2 separate regions of the Homo sapiens genome follow, and region 1 is linked to region 2. The links are chromatin loops, found by intact Hi-C in ENCODE. Cell type or tissue: mammary epithelial cell. All regions are shown on one strand.

Evidence for each region. Peaks named below come from ENCODE experiments on the same cell type or tissue, not always from the same donor. Only the 100,000 strongest peaks of a DNase experiment are listed, where the experiment ranks them.
Region 1: a loop joins it to region 2, with 7 times the contacts of the local background. A loop is called at or near these places in 3 of 110 quality-filtered maps.

What each region holds. Positions count from the first base shown.
Region 1 is chr3:52,140,907-52,148,906 of GRCh38, forward strand. It overlaps POC1A (POC1 centriolar protein A), which reads right to left. Exons shown (of 11, transcript NM_015426.5): 5 at 6,082-6,189; 6 at 4,940-5,055. Among named protein-coding and RNA genes, the nearest start is that of POC1A, 9.5 kb to the right of the region's middle. In mammary epithelial cell, a CTCF peak has its summit at 3,551 (motif pointing left); a DNase peak (open chromatin) is centred at 3,525.
Region 2 is chr3:52,443,367-52,451,366 of GRCh38, forward strand. It overlaps SEMA3G (semaphorin 3G), which reads right to left and starts at 1,737. Exons shown (of 16, transcript NM_020163.3): 1 at 1,547-1,737. The coding sequence starts at 1,661. TNNC1 (troponin C1, slow skeletal and cardiac type) reads right to left here. Exons shown (of 6, transcript NM_003280.3): 6 at 7,734-7,940. The coding sequence ends at 7,909. RefSeq lists enhancers at 834-1,710, 1,711-2,587 and a silencer at 6,647-6,941. In mammary epithelial cell, CTCF peaks have their summits at 1,748 and 3,854 (motif pointing left); no DNase peak of the experiment used is centred here; H3K4me3 peaks cover 249 bases.

The sequences.
Region 1 (8,000 bases), 300 kb before region 2:
TATCATGATGCCTTGAGCGCCAAATGTCTGAGCATGATCCACTTTTTTTCAAGTCCAAAGCCGCAGGCCTCTTCTTGGCTCCATGGCAGATATCAGTGATGACACATACTGCCACCTGGGTGGCAGCTGTGAGCTTGTGGCTCTTATCCCATCTCCACTCCAAAGAGAGAACTCTGACTCCAGGTCAAAGATACACCAACATCAAACTTCTACAGATCCTCAGGGACCCAGGGATGAGGCCACCACAGCCCCTGCTCCCAAATACCAAGAACTAGTCATGGCTTGTGGGCAGTAGGTGGTCTAAGCAGAGACCTGAGTACACCCACTCCATGCTGCTCTGCCTGTAGAGGCTTGGGCAAACCTAGGCCCACTACCTAACGGGCTGCAAACCAGCCAAGGGCCCAGAGAAAGCCTGGGTGCCCAAGCAGGAGGTTCCTCTCTAGAGGAGACCATGCCAGGGCCAAGCCCCATCCCAACATCCTTCCACAAAAGGACCGCTCATTTTCCCCAGGGTGGTCTCTTGCGATGCGCAACTGATGTTACTAGTGACACGGTGGCTCTGGGTTGACAAGAGGCTTTGGATTCATACCACAAAAGTGCTCTGATACCAGCAGCAAAGGACACCCAAAACACTCCTCTGTGTAAATGCCGTGTAAATGCTCACTTCAGGACAGTGGGAGAGTAGGTTGGCTAGATCAGGTGGGACAGCACCACTGTACCCCAATCAACCCTTTTAGTCTCAAAACACCCAGTACAGGGTACAGGCCTGCCCTGATAGCTGCAACTACTTAAAACCCTCCGGCCGGGCATGGTGACTCACGCCTGTAATCCCAGCACTTTGGGAGGCCGAGGTGGGAGGACTGCTTGAGCTCAGGAGTTCAAGACCAGCCTGGGAAATACAGTGAGACCCCAACCCCATCTCTGAAAGAGAAAAAAAAAAAGACAAAACCCTCCATGACAATGTATCAGGCCAGGCGGGGGTGCAGGGCTGCACTAAAGACCATCGGACAGAGAGCTTGGGACTCTATGAGTTCTAAGCCCTGCTGACAGCCAGCCAAAGAGACCACCTCTCCCAGGGAGCCTGAAGAGTAAATGACTAGAGTCACCGAAGTGCAAGGAACCGAGCGTGAGCCTGTCAACAGAATGCCAGACTCAAAGGCCCTGAGGTGGAGACTCAGACCCATAGCTTTCTAGCTGTGTGACTGTGGGCTGCATGCTCCGCATCTGTGAAATGGAGGGTAGACCTACTTTGCTGGCCACCCAGGCCTGTCACTGGATAATGGACCTGCACGTGCTGTAAGGCACGAAGCACATTACAGGTTCTGGGATGGGGGCTGCTGCTCAGATGCCTGAACAGTCTTAACGTGGGCTCAGAGCATATGGAGCTAACCCACCACCACAGGGATTGGCACTCCCAGGGCTCCACCAGCCCAAATCCTTGCTGAATTGAGAAATCAGAACTGCTCTCTGCAGTGATAGGCCAGAGCCAAGAAACTCCTTACCTAGGAGAGTCAGCCAGCGCAAGACAAATGGCTCCAGCTGCCTCCATAGCCCAAAGCCCCAAGTGGGCTTCAACTCCAACAACCCTAGCAGGAACAGGAAGTGCCCTCATAGAGCACAACTATGGACGGCTGGATGCAGGCAGGCTGGGGCTTGCTAGCCACACACTGCAGTATCATTAACCAAATCCTCTCACAAGAGCCCATCAGCGTCCAACACCCGAAGGCCATTCTGGAAGTGCCTGATGCCCATCCAGAGTCACTAGGGGAGACACTGCACGTCACTGTGTCCGTAGGTTTCCCTTGGGTTTCCTAGGGATCAGGGACAGAAAGCGGATCAGGCATCTGTTGCCAGAGTACTGGGAGCCCTTCCTGGGGAATGAGCCTCCAAAGAGATTCCACTGCACCTATGGGGGTGGGGGAGCCACTTGGGTAGAGGGTTTCCCCCTAGTTTCAGCTAAAGGTTTTCTGGGGAGCCCCAAGACCAGAGCAGACCTGGCCATGTCCTCCCGTCAGCAGAGGATGAGAGGTATGTTCCCCCTACCCAGGGAGCTCAGATCAACCTGGCTCACTGCACCCCTAAGGGTCAGCCTAGAGGCTATGGGATGACTCCGCTATCCTGTGAACACCCACCACTGGCCACGGCATTGAGCAGGGAGCTCAGGGGGAACCGGCTGTGTTTATGGGGTACTCCAAATCCTGCTAAGCCTCCAATCTACACTAGGGGTGGCTTAGGGATGAGACACTGCAGGCCCACTGAGAGGCTGTCATAAGAGGCAAGGCCAGAAGCACAAGCAGACTGCAATCTCCCAGCAGGGCCTGTCAGCCCACACACTCAGCTCCACTCAGGACTCAGCCCCTGGAGCTCATCTGAGTCCATCCACACCTCCCCAACCCTGCCATCATGGAGATCCGCCCCTGCCCTCTGCCAAGCCTGCTCCCTCCAGGTCCCCAGCTCCCTCTCCCCAGTACCCACCGCTCTCCTCGGCTGCTCTGCATTGCTCCACCTCCTGACAACCCTCTTCACAAGACCCCACTCTCCTTCACTCCCCAGCCTCTGCCCTCCTCAGCTCTCCCATGCTTGGAGACGGGGTTCATACCTCTCACTCTGGCTGCTTTGTGGACCTTTATCTTCTGTGGCCCCTCAATTATAGGGGCTCAGAATGTGACCTCAGCCATTCTCACATCCCAGATCCCTGGGTCCAGCTGGCCCCTCCACCCCAACAGGGTCAGCTTCTCTGCTTCTACTCAACCTCTGCAACCCATCCCCCACTCTGATGCCAGCCCCTACTTTGATACCAGGCACAGCTGGACACCTACCCATCACTGGGACACATGGGGCACACCAGCCCCCAACCCCAGCAGGCTCTGGACACCGCTATCCTCTCAGATGTCCTTCTTCCCTTCATACCTTAAATGACGAGGCTAGTCCTAGCACTGCCAATCAGGCCACATCTTTGGGACCCCGAGCCAGAGATGGCATCCAAGGCCCTTCCCAAGGGGTACCTGCTGTTATACCCATGAACACCAGGCCCAGGCTCCTGATCCATCAGAGATGGGTCTGGACCCTCCCAGGGTCACCTAGACATCCTCTCTGCCCAGTGTCAGGACTTATGTAGCACAAACCACATACCTAGCCCTGTGTTATAACCCTTTTGTGGCTTTTCCCATCAGAGCCTCACAAAGCCATGAGGAAGGCCTATTGCCACCCCCTTTACAGAAAGGAACCACAGCATGTGCTCCTGACCACTGTCCTGCCTCGTCGCCTTCCACTCCCATCTCTCCCTGTCCAAGTCCTCCCTCCTCTGCACCTGCCCACGTTCCCCAGGCAGCTGGGCAGATGTGCCCCATCCCCAAGCCCCAGCCCTTCACTCAGGCCTGGCCCAGAGCAGAAGGCTGAAGGAAGGATAGGAAAGATATGGGCTCCAAGTGGAGGCAAGCCCCACTGCTCTTCTGTTCCAGAAGCCTCTGTCTGAAAGAGCATTGGTAACAAACCTCAGGGCTTCCTATGGAGGGGGGTGGGGTGGGGGAACAGGTTCTTGTGGCTGGCCCCTGCCACCTGGTGGTGCTGTAGGGTACTACAGGCCTTAACCAACCAGGTTGGCCTCACCAGCCCAGACAGGACCAAGACAGTGTCATTGTCATCATCACTAACATTGTACCTCCTTCCCCCCATTTTGTGCCAGCCACCCTCTCAATTCTTGATATGAAACAACTCATTAAACCTCCCAACACCTCCTGTGAGACAGGCCCCATCATTGTCCCAGAGGCCCCACAGAGTCAAATGACCTGCCCAATATCACACAGCCAGGAATGCTTTAAAAGCCAGCTGCAGAGCCCACTCTCCACCATGTGCTGTTCAAGATTAGGATCTTCTCCCCATTCTGGGAAGGTGTGCTCACCTCTGTTACCCCAAAGAAAGTGCTGTACTTGAACACCAGGAGTCAGCTAGGAAGGGTGTGTGTGTGTCAGGGGTGGGTGGGGTCGGAACCCCACACCTGTGTCCAGCCATGTCCTTCCCATTTCAGGTGTGGCTTAAGGAAGCGAGCCCAAGAACTTTAAGCTTAGTCCCAGGTTAACAACCACGGTTCTTCAAACAACTCCAGCTCTGCCTCCTTCCTGGTCTCGGCCCTGGTCCAGTCTTGCTCATCTCTGTTTTGCCAGCTACACAATTCCCAGTTTCTCCAATGACCCCTCACCAGCTCCCTTCCCTGAGCCCATCCCTGGAACTGGGGCGCCTCATGGCCCTGCCCACTCATACTTGCTCTCAGGCCAGTTCCCTACCCAGTACTCTCAGCGAACTCATCCTGGGCATGTCTAAGTCTGCCCTCGCCCTCCAACTCCCACCTGGAGCCTGACATGAGCCCATGCCCACTGCCCGCCACCCTGCCTTCCAAGGGCTACCATCCTGGGCCTGGCCCCTAGCTAAGTCAACCCTCCCTATGACTCTACATCTGCGGAGGACACTGTAAGACCAGAGGTGGCCACGGTCCCACCAATGCTGGCCTCTACTGACAGCCCTGTTCCCTTTACCACAGGTCAAGGGCTGTCACCTTGGCCCTGGAGGGCAGAGCCTCCATCACCAGGAAAGGCAAGTGGCATGCCCCTGAGAAGTGGTCCTCAAGGGAAGCCCTGACCAGAGCCCCAGTGAGGACTCCCCATCTGGCCCTGCAGTATGTGTGAGATTCTGCCACTTCGGAGGTGAGCATTGACTGGCTCAGTGGAAGCCAGGTAGCACCAGGCTCCATCTCCTGGCCAAGGTTCCAAGCCAGGCCAGCCATGCCACAGACTCCCACCCCTGGAATCCCAACAAACCCAGGACACCTTCCTGCCCAAGGCCATCTCAGACCCATTTAAGCACTACAGCACAGGACAACATCCAACACCATCACAGTCCCACCAGGGCTGCCCTTGGGCCCAGGAGGCTGTTCACCACTCACACTGATAATGCTGCAGCAGCCGGTGAGTCCGCACGTCCCACACCTTCACTGTGTTGTCCATGCCGGCAGCGGCAATGCACGTCCCACTGGGGTGGAAGTCCACATAGGTGACAAAGCTGGAAAGACAGGGGCCACTATGCACTATAGGAGGTCTGCCCTGGTTCAGGACGGACCCAGAAACATTTGGTGCTTTCCCCATCCCTGTGTCCTGCCCACGCTGTTCCCTTGACCCAGACACCTCCTTTCTGTCACACTTGTTTACCAGGTGGCCAAGGGAGAGCAAGAAGAAGTAAAAGGTGAGAACAGTGGCCAGCAACAAACTAAGGTGGACTGACCAGGGAGCACATCCCACCGCCAATTTTCAATACAAGTTGAGAGAGCTATCTTCAAACCCAAAAGTTAGCCAGGCTCCCCTGGGATTTTCAAAGTTGGAGCTGGTACCCTTCCCAGGGGTGGCTGCAGGGCAGATCCTGCCAGCTGAGGCACAGGTGGGAAGGTCCAGCAGGACTACAGGGCCATTGGCCCACCCCTTTCTAGGAGACAGGCCAAGGACCCTCACCACACCCATATGTGATACCCAGGCTGGTACCATGTCCACCTCTCAAGGAGAAGCCCTTGTGGCTCCCAGCCCAACAAAGAAGGGCAGAAGCTGGGGTCTCTACTCAAATGTAGGCACCTCTCTCTCCTGATGATGTGGCACAATATGAACAGCCACCATCTGCTACAAGAACCCAACAAGAATTTTGTAAAGCCATCATCATGGATAACATACCAAGAGGCTTTAAAATGTAGTTTGGGCGACTGAGTGTCAACTGCTGCCAGACAGACATGTTGTAATCCTGACAACCAGAAAGTGAAGGAGAAAAAGAGGAGCACAAATAATTACACAGCTCCAAAGAATTGCATGGCTTGAGGTTAAGCACTCCTGCTATTTGTGGGATGGGGCCAAAGCTTCCATCCACACAGCAAAAGATACAATGCTAGGTTGCCAGACCTCGCAAAAAGCACCAGACAAGGGGCAGCAGTGATAAGGCTGCTGGTCCCACGGCTCCAGCCACTGAAGGCCACTGGGCCTCCTCATGCCCAGGTCTGTGCTCTGTGCTTGAGCGCCTACAGGTGGAGGACAGCATCTGGGGACTCACCCGCCATGCTCACAATACGAGTGGACACATTCCCGGCTGCTCTTGTCCCACAGCTTAACAGTCTTGTCATCACTGGCAGACACGATGAGCCGCCCGTCGGGGGAGAACCTGAACCGGGTGGGGCACAAGTCACATCACAGACTAACAGACGACATGGGCACCACACACCTTCTTCCACAGCCACTCTTCCCCGAGTGCCTACTATCTGCCTGCAGGAACCACCCGGGGTCACATGCCCTGCTGTGATTTTTTTTTTTTTAATTTGAATACCCTAATTTGTCTTTTCAGGAACAAATGCATTGCATCCTAGGAGGCAATGTTACTTCTGTTTATTTGGTCATATCTTAAATTATACTTTGTTTCTGAAAATAGTTAACTTTTAGCACATCATTTTTCTTTTTTCCTTCTGAAGAGTTTTTCAGGAAACTGTGACTAAATTTTGTTTTTGTTTTTGTTTTGTTTTTTAGACAGGGTATTGCTCTGTCACCCAGGCTGGAGTGCAGTGGTGTGATCTCAGCTCACTGCAGCCTCTACCTCCTGGGCTCAAGAGATCCTCCCACCTAAGCCTCCTGAGCAGCTGGGACTACAGGCGTGCACCACCACACCCAGCTAATTTTATTTTATTTTATTTTATTGTAGAGATGGGAGTCTCACTATGTTGCCCAGGCTGGTCCTCTAACTCCTGGAGTCAAAGGATCCTCCCACCTCATCCACCCAAAGTGCTAGGATTACAGACATGCACCTTCAAGCTCGGCCTATGACTTAATTTTAAATGTTATAAAAATGTTTCCTTTATTTTTTTCTTCCTGAATCTGTGAAACTTATTGATCTTTCCTGTTGCTCTTGTTTTCGTTTTCTTACGTAGCTTCATGAGCAAATAGCCCCTCTCCCATCCCAACAGCAAACTCTGACCAAAAGGGAAAAAGAGAAATTCTTCCTGACTTAGAGGAAAACCAAACATAAATAAACAAAAAGAAAAGAAAAAAAAAAAGGTGCCTGCCTCACGAGTGAGCACAGAGCAGCCTCATGCACATAAAGCCCCAGCACTGCCCCTGACGCACAGCACATGGCAACATGCAGCCGACTGCCTGCCGGCAACATTTGCATAAAGGTGGCCAAAAGCTCACCATCAGTGTCATTACTCTGGGACCAGGTCCTCCGAGTCTACATTTGACTCAAGTGCGGGTCAGCAAGACACAATCTGCCAACAAAAGGCATGAGGTCCTGGGGACTGCCACCAAAGGCCCAGTATGGACTTGACACCCCAGTTTGCTGGCCTGGCCCCTCCTGATCTCAGGACCCTAGTCATAAAGCCTCTAAGAGCCATCAGGGGTCTCCCAGGACAAAGGAATGGGGGTGCCCTGGAGAACAGTAACTTGTATGGGGTCCCCAGAAGAACACAGCTCAATAGTCCCCAACTTCTGACTCATGTGGTTTCCTAATGTCACCTGGCACCCCAACCCCTTCCTCTGAAGCAAAGATATTTGACCCATGGGGAAGCTCTGTTGAAAGGAATGAAATAAGCTAGAAGTAGGACTATCTGTCTGCAATTCTTGGACCTTGAAAGGTCCTTTGGGTTACCTGGCCCGCTGTCTGCACAGCACTGGCTCCCTGGCCAGCAGGAAGGCTAGCCTCCAGGCTAAGCCCCCCATCTCCGAAGCCTGCGCCCCCATCTGGGAGCTCTGGAGCAAAATCATCCCCTGAGAACATCCCAGAGGAAAGTAGGCAAGCCTTACTGTCAGAGAGAGTTGGGTTCAAACTCCAGCTCTGCCACAGACCCACCGTGTGCTCTGGGACAAGATACTACTGTTCTGAGCCCCCATTTCCTCATCTGCAAAATGGAAATGCACCTAGCTTGCAGAACTGTCTTAAGGAACAAAAAGAAAATGTGTAATGGTAGTACTGAAAGTACCTAATTG
Region 2 (8,000 bases):
GTGCAGAAAAGGGAAGGTATGGCCGGGAAGGGCTCCCACCTCCAGTCCAGGGATGCGGCCAAAGACAATTTTCTCCCCACAGATGCTGGCTATCCCACCCCAGAGATGAGAGCGGGGAGCTGTCTGGGGACATCGGTCCCAGGAGTTGAGGATCCTGAGGTAGGTCCTCCGGGCTTGGCTAGGGAGGTGGAGGTAATGGGGGCAGTAGGATGTGGCAGGAAGAGGGTGCTGGCCACCTTTGGGAAGGCCCAGAGTGTCCTATGCCTTCCCTACGGAAGCACCTCTACCCAACACCCATTCCACCCCCAAAACTCATCAACGGTCTCTTCCGGGAAGCCCTCCATGGATGACAGTACCTTGGGGAACTTTCCCTATTTGGGGCTTTTTCTAGCAGTCTGACCTCCCCGCAAAACCACAGCTCCCGGAACAAGACCACATTCCCCTCAGCCTCTCCAGGGACGAGCGCCATCTCCCCCAGCAGACTGGGCTTCCCAGGGGAAGGTGGTCACCCCTCTGGTTTCCTCAGGAAGGATCTGCCAAGAGCCTGTCTCGGGCCTTCCCTGGGCCCATCCGTGGAGGCCTGAGCCGGCTCACATGTCTAGGGTAGAACACAGGAACCCCCAGGCTGGGATGTGCAAAAAGGGGAGGTGAAACTCCCCCTGGGCTGGGGCGCTTCTTGGGTGCAGGAGCACATGAACAAGCCCACTCTGGGAAGTGGGCTGCAAGGGGGGTCCTCCCCTTCTCTGTGGCCCCAGGACCAAGGGATAGCATGCTGCCTGCTCTCCCGTTGGCCACCCTGGGCAAAAAGTGCCAGTTGAGCCCAGACAGACCCTTCAGCCCCACCCTCTCTGTCACTCTCCCCTGCCTGGTCCCTTCCTCTGTCTCCTCCCCATCTTTATTGAGCTCTCTCAGGGTCTCCATCTGTCCCTTTCTCAGCACTCCCCCTCAGGTGCCTCCCACCGCCACCCTGGTCCTGTCTCCCAGGACCTGCCTCCCTCCCACTCCCCGAGAGCTGTGCAGGGAGAGGCTCCCTCCCCTACAGCTGACCAGGCACCCAAGAGCCCAAGCCACCCAAACAGGGCACACGCACACAAACAGGGCACACGCACCCAAACAGGGCACACGCACACAAACATGGCACACGCACACAAACTCGGCACACGCACCCAAACAGGGCACACGCACACAAACTCGGCACACGCACACAAACACTGCACACGCACCCAAACAGGGCACACGCACACAAACACGGCACATGCACCCAAACAGGGCACACGCACACAAACAGGGCACACGCACACAAACACGGCACACGCAAACTCGGCACACGCACACAAACTCGGCACACGCACACAAACACGGCACACGCAAACTCGGCACACGCACACAAACTCGGCACACGCACACAAACACTGCACATGCACACAAACACGGCACACGCACCCAAACAGGGCACATGCACACAAACACGGCACATGCACCCAAACAGAGCGCACACACACAAACAGGGCACATGCACACAAACAGGGCACGCAGGGGCTGGTACCTCGGTAGGAGAGCCGCAGGCGGGGCACACTGGGGCCGGGGCTGGGGCCAGAGCTACCCCCATGGAGCAGGAGGCCCCCTAGCAGCCAGCAAATGGCCCAGGCCGAGGGGGCCATGCTGGGGAACTGAGGGCACCGCTGCCGCCTGCCTGCAGAGCCGCCCTCTGGTCCCGCTGGCCGCCGGTTGTAGTTTGCTCTGCTGCCACCAGGCCACCACTTATAAGGCAGTGGCTCCACCCAGTCCTGGGCGGGAAGAGGGGCGGAGGAGAGAAGGAGGCTGGGGCCTTGCCGTCCACCTGCCGCTTCTCCTTCCACCTTGTTGGCCCAGTGCAGGCTTTTGTGCCACACTGGCCAGCTCCCCATTGGGAAGACCTTCCCAGCTAGGGCACAGGCCATGTGTACAGAGATGTCCACAAATGCAGGTCCCCAGGCTCCAGCAAAGTGACAAGTGGGGAGAGAGCCTGGAAGGGAGGTCAGGGATCAGAGGTTAAAGTTGATGGGCTGGGTAGGGGCCTAGCTGGGCTCTGCCTTGTTCTCTGCCCCTCCACTGCCCACAGCAGAGACCTTCCAAACTGGCCCTGCCCCAATTCCAGGATATTCCAGCCCCCTGAAGCTTTGGCCAGACTCTCCAGCTCCCCTGGGTAAGGGTGGAGGGCCATTCCCAGCCCAAGGGGCGCCATGTCCTAGACAGGTGTTTGAGGTCCGGCAACACTTCATAGAGCCAGCAAGAGATGACTGCCCAGCCTCTTCCACCCAGGCCTGTCCCCATCTGGCTTCCAGGCACCCCAGCCTCTCCCCACATCTACATGCCCCATCTCAGCTCACCAGGCTTGCTTTGGGGTAGGGGACAGGGGCATCAGGGGACTCCATGCCGAGGGAACCTCCCCTTGCCCTGCCTCCCTCAGGCCTCCAGTCCTTCCAGAGACTCAGGGTCCAGAGCTTCCCCAGGTCAGTGATGGTTCTTCCCAGGGACCCCATGCCCCATAGGCCCTACAGACACCTATGATCTCTTAGAGGTCACTTCCCCCACCCTGAATACTGACTGGGTGGCGGGGGGCACAGAAAGCCACAGAAGAGGGCCAAAGGGGAAATGGGACTGAGGGCCTGAATCTGGGGTGAGTGACGGGACCTCCCCATGCTCCCTGCCCCAGAACAGTCGCCACCTCACCCCACCCCAGAACCCTACACTCAGAACCTGAGGCCCTGGGCACTAAAGAGATTTTAATTTTGAGCTGGAGTTTGAGTTCCCAGGATTCTAACAGCTCCTGCAGGTTGGGCCTCCCACATGGACCGGCCTGGGCCCTCTGATGGTGGTCAGGGAACTTGCGGGGCACTCAGAGAGGGAAGGACCTGGCCCAGGCCACAGAGCAGGCTGAGAATGGGTCCAGCTCAGCTCTGCCCCTTCCTGGGACCCTCCTTTGCTTCTGGGCGTTGTTGGGAGTATGGGGACCCCACCCTCCTCCCCTACCTCAATCCTGAAATGGAAACAGGTTGGCTTCTTGGGTCAGCATGACAGGTCTCAGAGACCTACAACTCTGCCTCCCTGTCCCCAGCTCCCTTCACTCACACATGCCTTCTTCAGCAGGGGGCTGGCCTGGAGGTGGGCAAGGGGCTGCCCACAGAGGCCAGTGATGGAGCTCAGCCCAGCCCTGCCTCTGGCCCTGCTGGAGAGCCTTGGCCAAGGCCCTTCCATCTCTGGGTCTGCCTCTTCCTCCCAGGGCCAGGGACCAGCCACCCTGGGTGTAAGCAGCCTTCATAACCTGATGAGTGGGCTTGCGCAGGGGCTGCTGTCAGGGTGACCATATCCTGGGACCTTGGAGTGGACTGCTTCTGTCTCTGTTTCCCTGGGGAGGTGTGGCCAGCACACTGCCCAAGCTGGGGCCAACTTCTAACTGGAGACTGAGCTAGGCAGCCCTTCAGCCAGCATGTGACCACCAGCGGCGGGCAGGAGGCCCAACACTCCTCAGCCTGCCAGCCCATCCTGGGGTCTCAGCTCAGCCAGACACCCAGCAGGGGCTGCAGGGAAGCCTGGGTCGACTGGGGAAGGGTGTGGGGGCAGCCTACTCCACACTGCGGAAAGAGCCTGTGGCAGGCTGGGAGTCCGAACTCTACTGTTAATGTGTGTGGCCTCAGTCAGGTCCTCTCCTTCTCTGGGCTTCAGTTTTCCAGGCCTGGGGGCAGAGGGTAGGGATCGTCTCTAAAGGCCCCCCTGCTTGCCAGCTGCAGGTGGGAAAGACCACAAGGGTGCTCCGAATTCGAGGATCAATGGGCCCAGACACGGGCATCGTGTGTCATCTAGTGGACAAAGAAGGAACTGCAGGAGGCCCCCAAACTCGCTGTGTCAGGCCCTGTGTTGGGGTAGCAGGGCCACCCAGCAGAAACAGCAGCCTCTTGAGGACGCTAGCAGTAACCAGGCAAACACAATATAAAGAAGCAGGAGCAGTGGAAGATGCTCCAGTGATTGCTCTTGATGGAGGAAATCAAGGGAGGCTTCATGGAGGAAGCACTATCCAAGCAAAAGCCCAGAAATGGAAAGGATGCAGCAAAACAGGCAAAACTAGGTGATGCATGAAGGATACAAAATGCCATGTACTGGTGGGAGATGGTGAGCTGGGCTGATACCTATGTGAAGTGCGTGTTCATGCAGCAGGTGCCACCAGGTGGATATGTGGAGGGTCACAGCCCAGCCTCTCCCAGCCAGAATTCTGGGGTGGGCATGCCTGGAAGGAATGGATGCCCCCAGTCCCCTCCCCACCAATTTCATGGATGGAACAGGGATATTAGGACAATGCCATGCCCCCTCCACCCCCACGGACCTCCAGCTGCTTGCAGAGGGTGAGCCCCCCCACTTCCCATCAGCCATCCCTCACAGCTCCTCCCGCCCCACCCCAACCCTCCTACAGTATCTTCTGGGGCTTCCATCTGCAAGCAGGGCCATTCATCTCCTCCTCCTGTCCCAGGACCTGTCCCCCTCCCCACCACAGCTGATGAAAAGAGAGCCAGGACGTGGCAGAGCCCTCCTTCCCCCACTGCCCCTTCCTGACAATCCTCACTCCCTTCAACCCGAGCACACGTGGCCCTTGTCTGAGCTTCCCTGGACCCCATATCGCTTCTCAGCTTGGGTCCCTTTCTCTGTTCCCTGGGTGTTGCCCACACCCACCATCTCCCCTGTACTTCAGCTCACTCCTGTCAGGCTCCCACCCCTCTGCTCCACGGAAACCCTCCTGCTCAGGCGGCTGAGGCCTGGGGGCCTGCAAGTTCCCAAACCCTGGGGCCACCAGACAAACCCAAAGTGAGTGAGATTCTACAGAATAACTGGCCTCAGCTCTTCAGAGGTGATGAGGAAACACTGAGGACCGTCACAGGCTGGTGGGGAGTAAGGAGACAGGAGGACGAGGTCACGTTAGTGCCATCTTGGATTGGTTCCTGCTCCAGGACAAGGACTTTAGGACAACTGACAGAACTTCAATAAGCTGTGCAGATTAATTAGCAGTGTTTATGTCAATATTCATTTCCTGTGTTTGATCCTTCTGTGGTTAAAATGTTAACATTTAGGGAAGCTAGGGTACCTGTAAATGGGAGTTCTTTGTACTATTTTTGCAAGCCTGGAATTTCAAAATGAAAAGAAAAAAAGCAAAAAACCCCACTAAAACCTAGTGTTGGGAAGTAAGCTCCACTTCCCAATACCCCACGGCTGAACCTGTGTCTCCTCCCAGCTTCCATATCTCAGGAAATGGCAGTTTGGCCAAAAAGCTAAGGGTCATTTTGGATTTTCTTATTTCTCACCCTTCACATTCAAGCCTTCAGCAAACTCTGTCCATTCTAGTTCCAAAATGTGCCTTGAATCCATGTACCCCTGCCCACTCTCCCCAGCACCCCACTGTACTGGAAGCCACCGGGCTTTCTTGCCCAAAGCCTGCCGCCACTTCAGGCCAGCTCCTAGCTCCGTCTCTCCCACCCCTTTTGCCCTCTGCAGCCATCACCCCTTACATTGACTGGGTCCTCATGGGGCCTGGCACTGCCCATGTCTCCCAAGACTGCTGGGGCTTGGTTTCCAGCCCAACACTGCCTTTCTGCTCCTGAGACCTTCCCAGTCTTTCTCCATGGCCTCCCATGGCTGGTTCCCTGTGGTTCCCCCAGATCTCATGCAGAGTCAGCTCCTCTAGGGAGCTTTCCCAGACCACTGTAACTCATGGGCCCACCATGCCTCCAGTCCCCACTCCAGCCCACGCTGGCTTTCCCACTGTACTCATCTCCTTAAAATTCCACCAGATTAGGCCGGGCACGGTGGCTCACACCTGTAATCCCAGCACTTCGGGAGGCCAAGGTGGGCGAATCACTTGAGCTCAGGAGGTCAAGTCTAGCCTGGGAAACATGGTGAAACCTTGTCTCTACTAAAAATACAAATATTAGCCGGGTGTGGTGGCAGGTGCCTGTAATCCCAGCTACTTGGGTGGCTGAGGCACGAGGATCGCTTGAACCTGGGAGGCAGGGGTTACAGTGAGCCGAGATTGTGCCACTGCGCTCCAGTCTGGTGACACAGCGAGACTCTGTCTCAAAAAAAGAAAAAGGCCGGGCGCGGTGGCTCACGCCTGTAATCCTAGCACTTTGGAAGGCCGAGGCAGGTGGATCACGAGGTCAGGAGATTGAGACCATCCTGGCTAACACGGTGAAACCCCATCTCTAGTAAAAATACAAAAAATTAGCTGGGTGTGGTGGCGGGCGCCTGTAGTCCCAGCTACTCAGGAGGCTGAGGCAGGAGAATGGCGTGAATCTGGGAGGCAGAGCTTGCAGTGAGCTGAGATCGCACCACTGCACTCCAGCCTGGGTGACAGAGTGAGACTCCGTCTCAAAAAAAAAGAAAAAAAAAATCCACCAGATTAGGGACTGGGCCTCACTGTGACATGCCCCAGGATCCAGCCCTGTGCTGTGCGCGTGGTGGGTGTGTGAGTGAACCACTGGGTGGTGCACCGGCTGCTGGTGCTGCCCGATGTGGCGCTTCCTTTTATCCTCGGATGTCACCCTTCCTGGGTCACTCTGGGTGTCTGTAGAGGTCCCCAATTCTCCAGCTCACAAGGGCAGGCCTGAAGGGACTCCTCTCTGCTCCCCTCAGGTCTCTCCAGGGACCAGAAAGCTCTTGCTAGCGCTGGCCTCCATCAGAGGCATTTTTAGAATTCCAAGACCATCTCTGGAATGCCAGGCCTGTCTGGGGAATGCCAAGGCTGGGGCACAGGTGCAGAGAGAGTGGAGTGGCTGGGCGGGGCAAGGTCAGCTGACGGCATTCTGGCTACAGCCTGGGTGCTGCTGGCAGCTGTCCCTCCTGCGAACACCTCTGCTGACACTTCCACTTCCTTGCAGCCCCCAACGCCCACGCCTCCAAGACAGCATCACTGTCTGGCGGCAGCTCTGGACTGGGTGCTCCCACTAAGCTGAGAGCTGCCAGGCCTTGGGCCTCCATCCCTGCCAGGGAGAGAGACTGGGCCACAAGAGATGAGCCTCTGAGGTTCACGGGAACTGGAAATCATGTCCATTTGGATGTGGCCCATCCGACAGGGCCCTTGGCTGGAAGCCAGTTGGCTCTGCTCTCCCCCACACTCACTGGATGACCTTGACAGGTCCCTGCACCTCTCTGGGCCAAACAGGTGAGGGGAGATAGAGCCGACTCCATGCCCCTCTGTCCCTGGGAGTCAATGTTGCTGGCAGGAAATACAAGCAAGTGGGCGGGTGGACTAGCACTGTGAGCCTGCAGGGACCCCACAGGCTCAGCTCCATTCCAGCCACGGCTGAGAGGTAACAGGGGTTGCTGTGCCAGGGAGCATCCAAGGGCCTGGCTGTGTACCACAGTGAACCACTCTCTCCAAGTAGAGGACCCCTAGGCTGCCACAGTGGTTGACCAAAGTGATGGCCCCCAGGAACTTGTGGGGGTTCTAGGCCCCCACAGACTCCAGATGCTGAATCCCTAGAGATGGTGCCTGGGCCTGAGGAGTGATAGAGGGCAGCAAGCAGGGCAGGCCACACGGCAGTCTCCGATCTCATCTCACCCCCCTGCAGAAGGCAGTGTGGAGCGGTGGTCAGGCGCCAGGCTCTGCAGCCAGCCTGCCTAGGACAGGGAAGGAAGCGGCCATTGGGTAAGAGTGGGTCCTGGGGATGAGTCCACGGCCCAGGGACACCAGAGCCAGATAGCAGACCTTGGGAGAGCAGGCTTTATTTGCATCCCCCAGGACAGATCTGGGGAGGGAGTCGGGGGATTTGGGGTTGAGGACATGGCCAGGCTCAGGTCCTGGGACCCCGACCCCCTCCCCAACCCCAGGACTCAGCTGGAGTTGGAGGCTGGGCATAGGCAGCTCTGGGTGAAGGTCAGCATCTACTCCACACCCTTCATGAACTCCAGGAACTCTGTGGAAAGAGGGGCAGGTGTGGGTTGAGGGTAGGGGCTGGGCAGGGCATGGAGGCAGG